2 separate regions of the Homo sapiens genome follow, and region 2 is linked to region 1. The links are chromatin loops, found by intact Hi-C in ENCODE. Cell type or tissue: endothelial cell of umbilical vein. All regions are shown on one strand. Links, peaks and the distances in the headings refer to the core of each region. The heading gives the core; the rest is flanking DNA. Region 1 overlaps LOC124904479 (a long non-coding RNA gene). Region 2 overlaps NR5A2 (nuclear receptor subfamily 5 group A member 2).

Evidence for each region. Peaks named below come from ENCODE experiments on the same cell type or tissue, not always from the same donor. Only the 100,000 strongest peaks of a DNase experiment are listed, where the experiment ranks them.
Region 2: it touches region 1 in a loop (2.1-fold over the local background); 4 of 110 quality-filtered maps call a loop at or near these places.

Annotation. Positions count from the first base shown.
Region 1 is chr1:200,241,628-200,244,552 of GRCh38, reverse strand. It overlaps LOC124904479 (a long non-coding RNA gene), which reads left to right. Exons shown (of 2, transcript XR_007066782.1): 1 at 1-1,169; 2 at 1,283-2,915. Among named protein-coding and RNA genes, the nearest start is that of LINC00862, 130 kb to the left of the region's middle. In endothelial cell of umbilical vein, for the core only: no CTCF peak of the experiment used is centred there; a DNase peak (open chromatin) is centred at 1,812; H3K27ac peaks cover 800 bases.
Region 2 is chr1:200,152,846-200,155,770 of GRCh38, reverse strand. All of the region lies in intron 7 of NR5A2 (nuclear receptor subfamily 5 group A member 2), which reads right to left. Among named protein-coding and RNA genes, the nearest start is that of NR5A2, 130 kb to the right of the region's middle. RefSeq lists an enhancer at 2,096-2,165. In endothelial cell of umbilical vein, for the core only: no CTCF peak of the experiment used is centred there; DNase peaks (open chromatin) are centred at 1,430 and 2,270.

The sequences.
Region 1 (2,925 bases), core at 322-2,821:
GAACTAAGAATCTTTGGTATAATTTGTTCAATACAACATAGAGATCTCTCTCAAAAATAACTTATTTATCTGTCTATTAATGTATCTTAAAAATATATTGTCATAGATCCTTATTTGCCTATATAATGACTTTACATAATTAAATTTTCAGTAGATTTTTGTCTAGTGACCAATTTTGATCAATAACCATTTGTTGAAACAATTCACTGTAGCAGGCATCTTTGCATGCACTGTCTCGTTTAATCCTTAGATGAAATCTATGATGGGATATTAGTATCCCCATTTCATAGATTAGTCTATCTGGTTCTCAACGTTTCCCCCTTTCCTACAGGCTTTTCCTTACCTGTTTCGTGCCACCTAAGATAAAGAAGGAAAGGGTGACGATTGTGGTACTTGTTAGAACCAAATGTTATCTAAATCATGGTACCCAGAGTTATATCAATCATAGATTTCACCTATACATAAACTTTCTCCCCTTCATTTCGACTTTTCATTGAGATCTGGCAGGACACCAAACACAAGAGGTATCATTATGTTTCCAGCATGAACAAGAATCTGAGATCAAGTTGTTATGATACAGGTTGAGCATTCTGAATCAGAAAACCTGAAATTCAAAATCCTCCAAAATCCGAAACTTTTTGAGCACTGACCTGATGCTGCAACTAGGAAATTTCACACCTGACCTTATGTGACAGGTTGCAATCAAAACTTTGTTTTATGCACAAAAGTATTAAAAATATTGTATAAAATTACCTTCAGGCTATCTGTATAAAGTGTATGTGAAATATAAATGAATTTTGTGTTTAGACTTGGGTCCCATCCCCAAGATATCTCATTATGTATATGAAATATTCCAAAATCCAAAAGAATCCGAAATCCTACAACACCTCTTGTCCCAAATATTTCACATAAGGGATACTCAACTTGGACATCATCTAGTTTCTATGTTTTCTGTAGTGAGGTAAAATTGCATTTATTAAATCATTTTTAAATGATGTAGTAAAAAAAAAAAAAAAAGAAGTCAGAAATATAATTGTATCTCAAGCGATCCCAGCTCCATCATGCCTCATCTGTGTTTCACCAAGCAGCAGCAACAGCAGTGGGTTCGAAGAGCTCCAGAAGTGCAAATTTAGCATTTCGCAGATGTTCCAATAAAGCCAAACTGGCTGGTAAGTGAGTCAGGGCAGATTTTTAAGCCCTTTCTTTGCTCTGCAGGGCGCCAACTGTGCTTGTGTAATCTTTATACAAAGTAATGTTGATCTGTTTCGTTCTCTTTTTGCAGTGGCATTTTTCACTTGAATGATTCTGCTTCGTGCAACATCAGGATAAGCACGCGGAGGCTTCTTTGCATTAGAAAGTAAACATACGTATGCACAATTGCACACCACACAGTGGTTCGTGCGGGTGGAGGAGATTGTGCTTTTAAGGAATAATCTCTCCTCTTCAGAAAACTAACCGCTTTATATGTTTATCGGGCAGATTTTCTTTGGTGGTGTTTTAATGGCTTGTTTGTCAGACATGTTGCATATTAAACAAGCAAAGCCTGGCTTCTCTTAGGATCCAAGGTCCTCTTTATTCTCTCCTCCATATTGGAAATCATTCCTGTCAGCTCGTGCTCTCCAAGCTGCCTGGAAGAACTTTGGCATAGTTTTCCTAACCTTTCAAACAGTAAAAGCAAAACTCTCCTTTGATAAAAAAGCCGGAGGACTTTGGCATGTAGCCATAAAGGATGCAGGCGACTCGGCTGCGATCTGACAGAATAATCCACAAAACACTGAAAAGTTCTCGTTAAGGTCCCCAGAGTGGGCTGAGGCACTTTGCTTGTACTTAACATATATCAACTGTCACCCGGCGGCAGTCAGTGTTGAACTGAACACAATGGAACATCCAGATGGTCTAAACAAAGCGAACAAATGTTCACTGCTATTAAAAGCTGTTTACATCAACTTCCAGGATTTCATGTAGTGAAGTTTATATTGTGTCACTACTGAGGTGCTTAGCTCTGTCTGCATTGAAGAGCGGCCTTTTAAAAACTCCTGTTGCTTATATGCTCATGCTCTCAGCACCTAGTGGAAAGTGAAGTTGAATAGTAAGTTAGGAAATTGCATAATGTCAACTAGTCATGCAATTTCAGACATTTTAAGTGATTTGCCCCCATTCTGTTATATTGGTCATCTATTGCAGCCTCAGCTCCAGACCCAATAAACACAAAGCAGACCCTCTTCTCTGATGGGGGTGTGTCATGGATGGATGGATGGGTGGGTGACCGCTATCTGCTTCTGCAGACAGGGCCTCTGAGTCTCGTTGGCTCCTCACTGGGGATGTTTACGCAGTAATGGTTTTGTTTTCTTCCTCTAAGATGCTGCGATATCAGATCCTGTCTTATTGGGGATTAATATACATGAGCGATAAACCCACACTTTTTCTGTCTTCTTCCTTTGACCTCTTTATGGCATCTCTTTTACAAATTCCAGACACACTGCCTACATTGTTAAAGATTTGTTGTTGCCATTAATAACAATACTCATATAAAAGGTGTCCAGCTTATTTATGGTTAAAGAAGAATCTACAAAAACTGTCCCTCTTTATTAATCACTACCAATTCCTCTTGGCATAACATAGCTAAACGAATAAGTAAATACTAAAAGAATACTATTTATTAATTTGCTCTACAAATCATAGTATAACAAAATAGACCCTCATACATGCAAGCTCATTAATTAAAATAATTATTTTCTATATAAACATCATTTTAACTCAATTTTATGTTACATTTGTGTTAAATTTTACACACCCCCAAAATAATCGTATATCATTTGTTGTCATTTTTGTTGTTACCATACTTTTTTATTACCATGAAGACTTTTTAAAGAGACGTGATCTCATAAATGATTAAACTCAAACGTTTAAGAAAATATGATTTGT
Region 2 (2,925 bases), core at 94-2,593, 89 kb after region 1:
ACCCAAAAGGTGGAGGTTGCAGTGAGCCAAGATCGCACCATTGCACTCCAGCCTGGGTGACAGAGTGAGACTGTCCAAAAAAAAAAAAAATTTTTTTATTATTATCTGTGGATTCAGCATTGTCATTAATCCTCCATTAACAGAAGGAAATCAGGAATAGCTTTGTAAGTTCCAAAATAGTGAAATACATCACAAATAGCAAACTGGTAGTCGACCTGGCAGTGGCCAAAGCCAATGATGACTTTACAACATCTCACTTCTACATGAGGCTTTTTCAAGATTTTAAAGCAAACACTTCTTTAAGGCATTAGACACATCTCTAAAAACCAATTCTTGAAAGGCCTGTCTTTCTCCAAGTCTACTGTATAATTATTACAGTAAGATTTATAATTTATATAATTATAGAGTTGCTTCATTTTATCTCTATCTTTTGTGCTTCATTTTAAACTTAATGAATGTGCCATTTGGATGCAGAAAGGTTTTTTAAAGAAAAAATGCATAAATGTTAGATTGTGTGCACAGAACAACTGTTTATCTGATGTGATTATTATGGATTGCATGCCTGTATCAAAACATTTAATGCTATCTCAGGATTATCAATCTTAATCCCACTTCTGCATTGGTTGGTGGTGGAAGTGGGATAAGAGCCTAGTACTTACTCTCACTGTTCAGATGACCTTAAGAAGTCCACTGGATTCTAAAGTTTTGCCCTCACAAGCTGCACTTCCACCCTCCTGAAGCTTTATTGAATCTTAGTCCCGGAGTTGTAAACATAGATATTCCTAAATCTCAGTTCACAAAGGGGAACCACCCCTCCTTGGAGGCTGGAATGCGTAGAAACCTTGTTGGGTAGGTAAAATAAAAGCATCTTTTTAAGCTTCTGAGAGAGCTTCCAGCCACTAAGGCAGGTGCCAGAAGAGAAGACGTGGGTAGATAGCAGTCAACATGAACTGGACATTAGTGTGTGAACAAGCAGCTTACTGACTTGTCCATCATTATCTCTAGAAGACCCTTCCTAAATGTTCTGCTGAAACTCTCATAATGCCTTTCTTTTTAAAAATTTACTTATTTCTTTATTTTTAAAGATAGGGGTCTCACTATGTTGCCCAGGTCAGATTCAAACTCTTGGCCTTGTGTGTTCCTCCTGCCTCAGCCTCTGCAGTAGCTGGGGCTACAGGCATGTGCCACTGCATCTGGCTCTCCACAGCTCCTTTAATGACCAGTTTATCTACTTGCAAGTGGTGGACAGTGGTGGGGCCACCAGAGACCACCACCATCTCTCTGGTACTTGAGTATCACCCCATTGCTCTCTGGTGACTCATCAGGGCTGGTGATTATTGTTATCAACTGAACCCAATGCACAGCCACAGGTTCCCTCCCACACTGCAAGACTTTGCATGTTTTGGTCTAGAGGCAGTTAAGAGAGGATGTCAAGTGTGAGCCCAGCTATCAGTAAGTAGGAAGTCTAACACAGGAAATAACACCATCTGTGAGGCTGGCAATAGCACACTCCCACAAAAGTACTCTTAATCATGCTTACACACACACACAACTTCAGGACTGCTGAAACAACCCTGAAAGGTACATATATTGAGGAGCTGGAGGAAGCAAGAGCAGACAGGGAACCCCTGTGGAAGGAAAGATACTTCTGGAAATAATGTGGTGAAAGTGAAAAATATATTTGTAAAACAAAAATATCCAAAATTATTTTTCTTACCATAATTTGCATAAATAACACACCAATTTAAGAATGCAACTGAATCACAGAATAACATTTATGTCAGTGCAATTTTAGAATCCTCTTTTTGACATATGAACTAATTTTGTTCTTTTTTCTTAATTAGAAAATTCAAATCTTACATGATTAGGGAATGAAATAATTATAATCATAATTGTCTTTGCTTTCATCTGTGTTTGATTTTCTATCTACTTCTCTTTCCTTTTCTTTTCCCTCCATCCCTCTATCTCCCCCTCCATACCTTTCCTCCTTCCTTTTATTTTTTCTTACCTAAAGTAAGAAACAAAGTAAGTACTTGCTCATACATTATTGTCTCATTCTTAGTACATTTTCAATTCCTGCTTAAAATGCATTCTTTCACTATACCTGTTTTAAAAAATGTATTAAACAGCTACTAGATGTATAGATGTCTAACCAGCAACCTCTCTGGCAGGGAGCCGTAAGGTTGATGGCATAATTACTGTCATTCTGGATTTCCCCATCATTTTGACCCTATAGGGCTTGGAACAGCTGGGTTGGAAAGCCCCTACTGTGCATAATATCCTGTTCTGGGTTTTCTGCCAGAGCTCGTACCCTCTGTTGACTGCACATCACAGCAGTGCAGGGATGCTGCGACATTCTCAGAGCCAACATTCTCCTATGTGGCTCAGGGGAAGCACCAGCTTATTTGGTATTAGGGTTCAGTATGTCATGGAAGGATTTCTTTTTAACTATGTGAAAAAAGCATGTGGAAAGAATGTACTTTTAACAGGAGCATGAGTGCTACCTTGAGGAAAGTGTTAGCTGAATTCACAGAGAATCTGTAATCATCCAAATGCTATTCCACTCTACTTAGACTTCCATTTCTTGTAAGGACAACTACTCTAAAGTAGGCTTTAGATAAGTACTACTGCATATAAGTAACATGCAAAACACCAGCCAGGAAAGTAGCAAAAGGAATAAACGAAAGCAAGAGTGTAATTAAGATTGGCAATGCATGAATTATTTTCACTGTTTTAATTGTCAGGGACACTGGCAAATAGAAAGGCTAACCTTGCAGATGTCATTGCTACCTGGTTTGCTGGGGAAAAGAGGATCTTCCTCTTGGGCTGTGGTGCAGGAGAGAGCCTGTTGCCAGTTTCTCAGCATCCTCTGATGAAACCAGCAAAGACTAATTAATCTTTTCACAGTCCTTGCAGAGCATACCT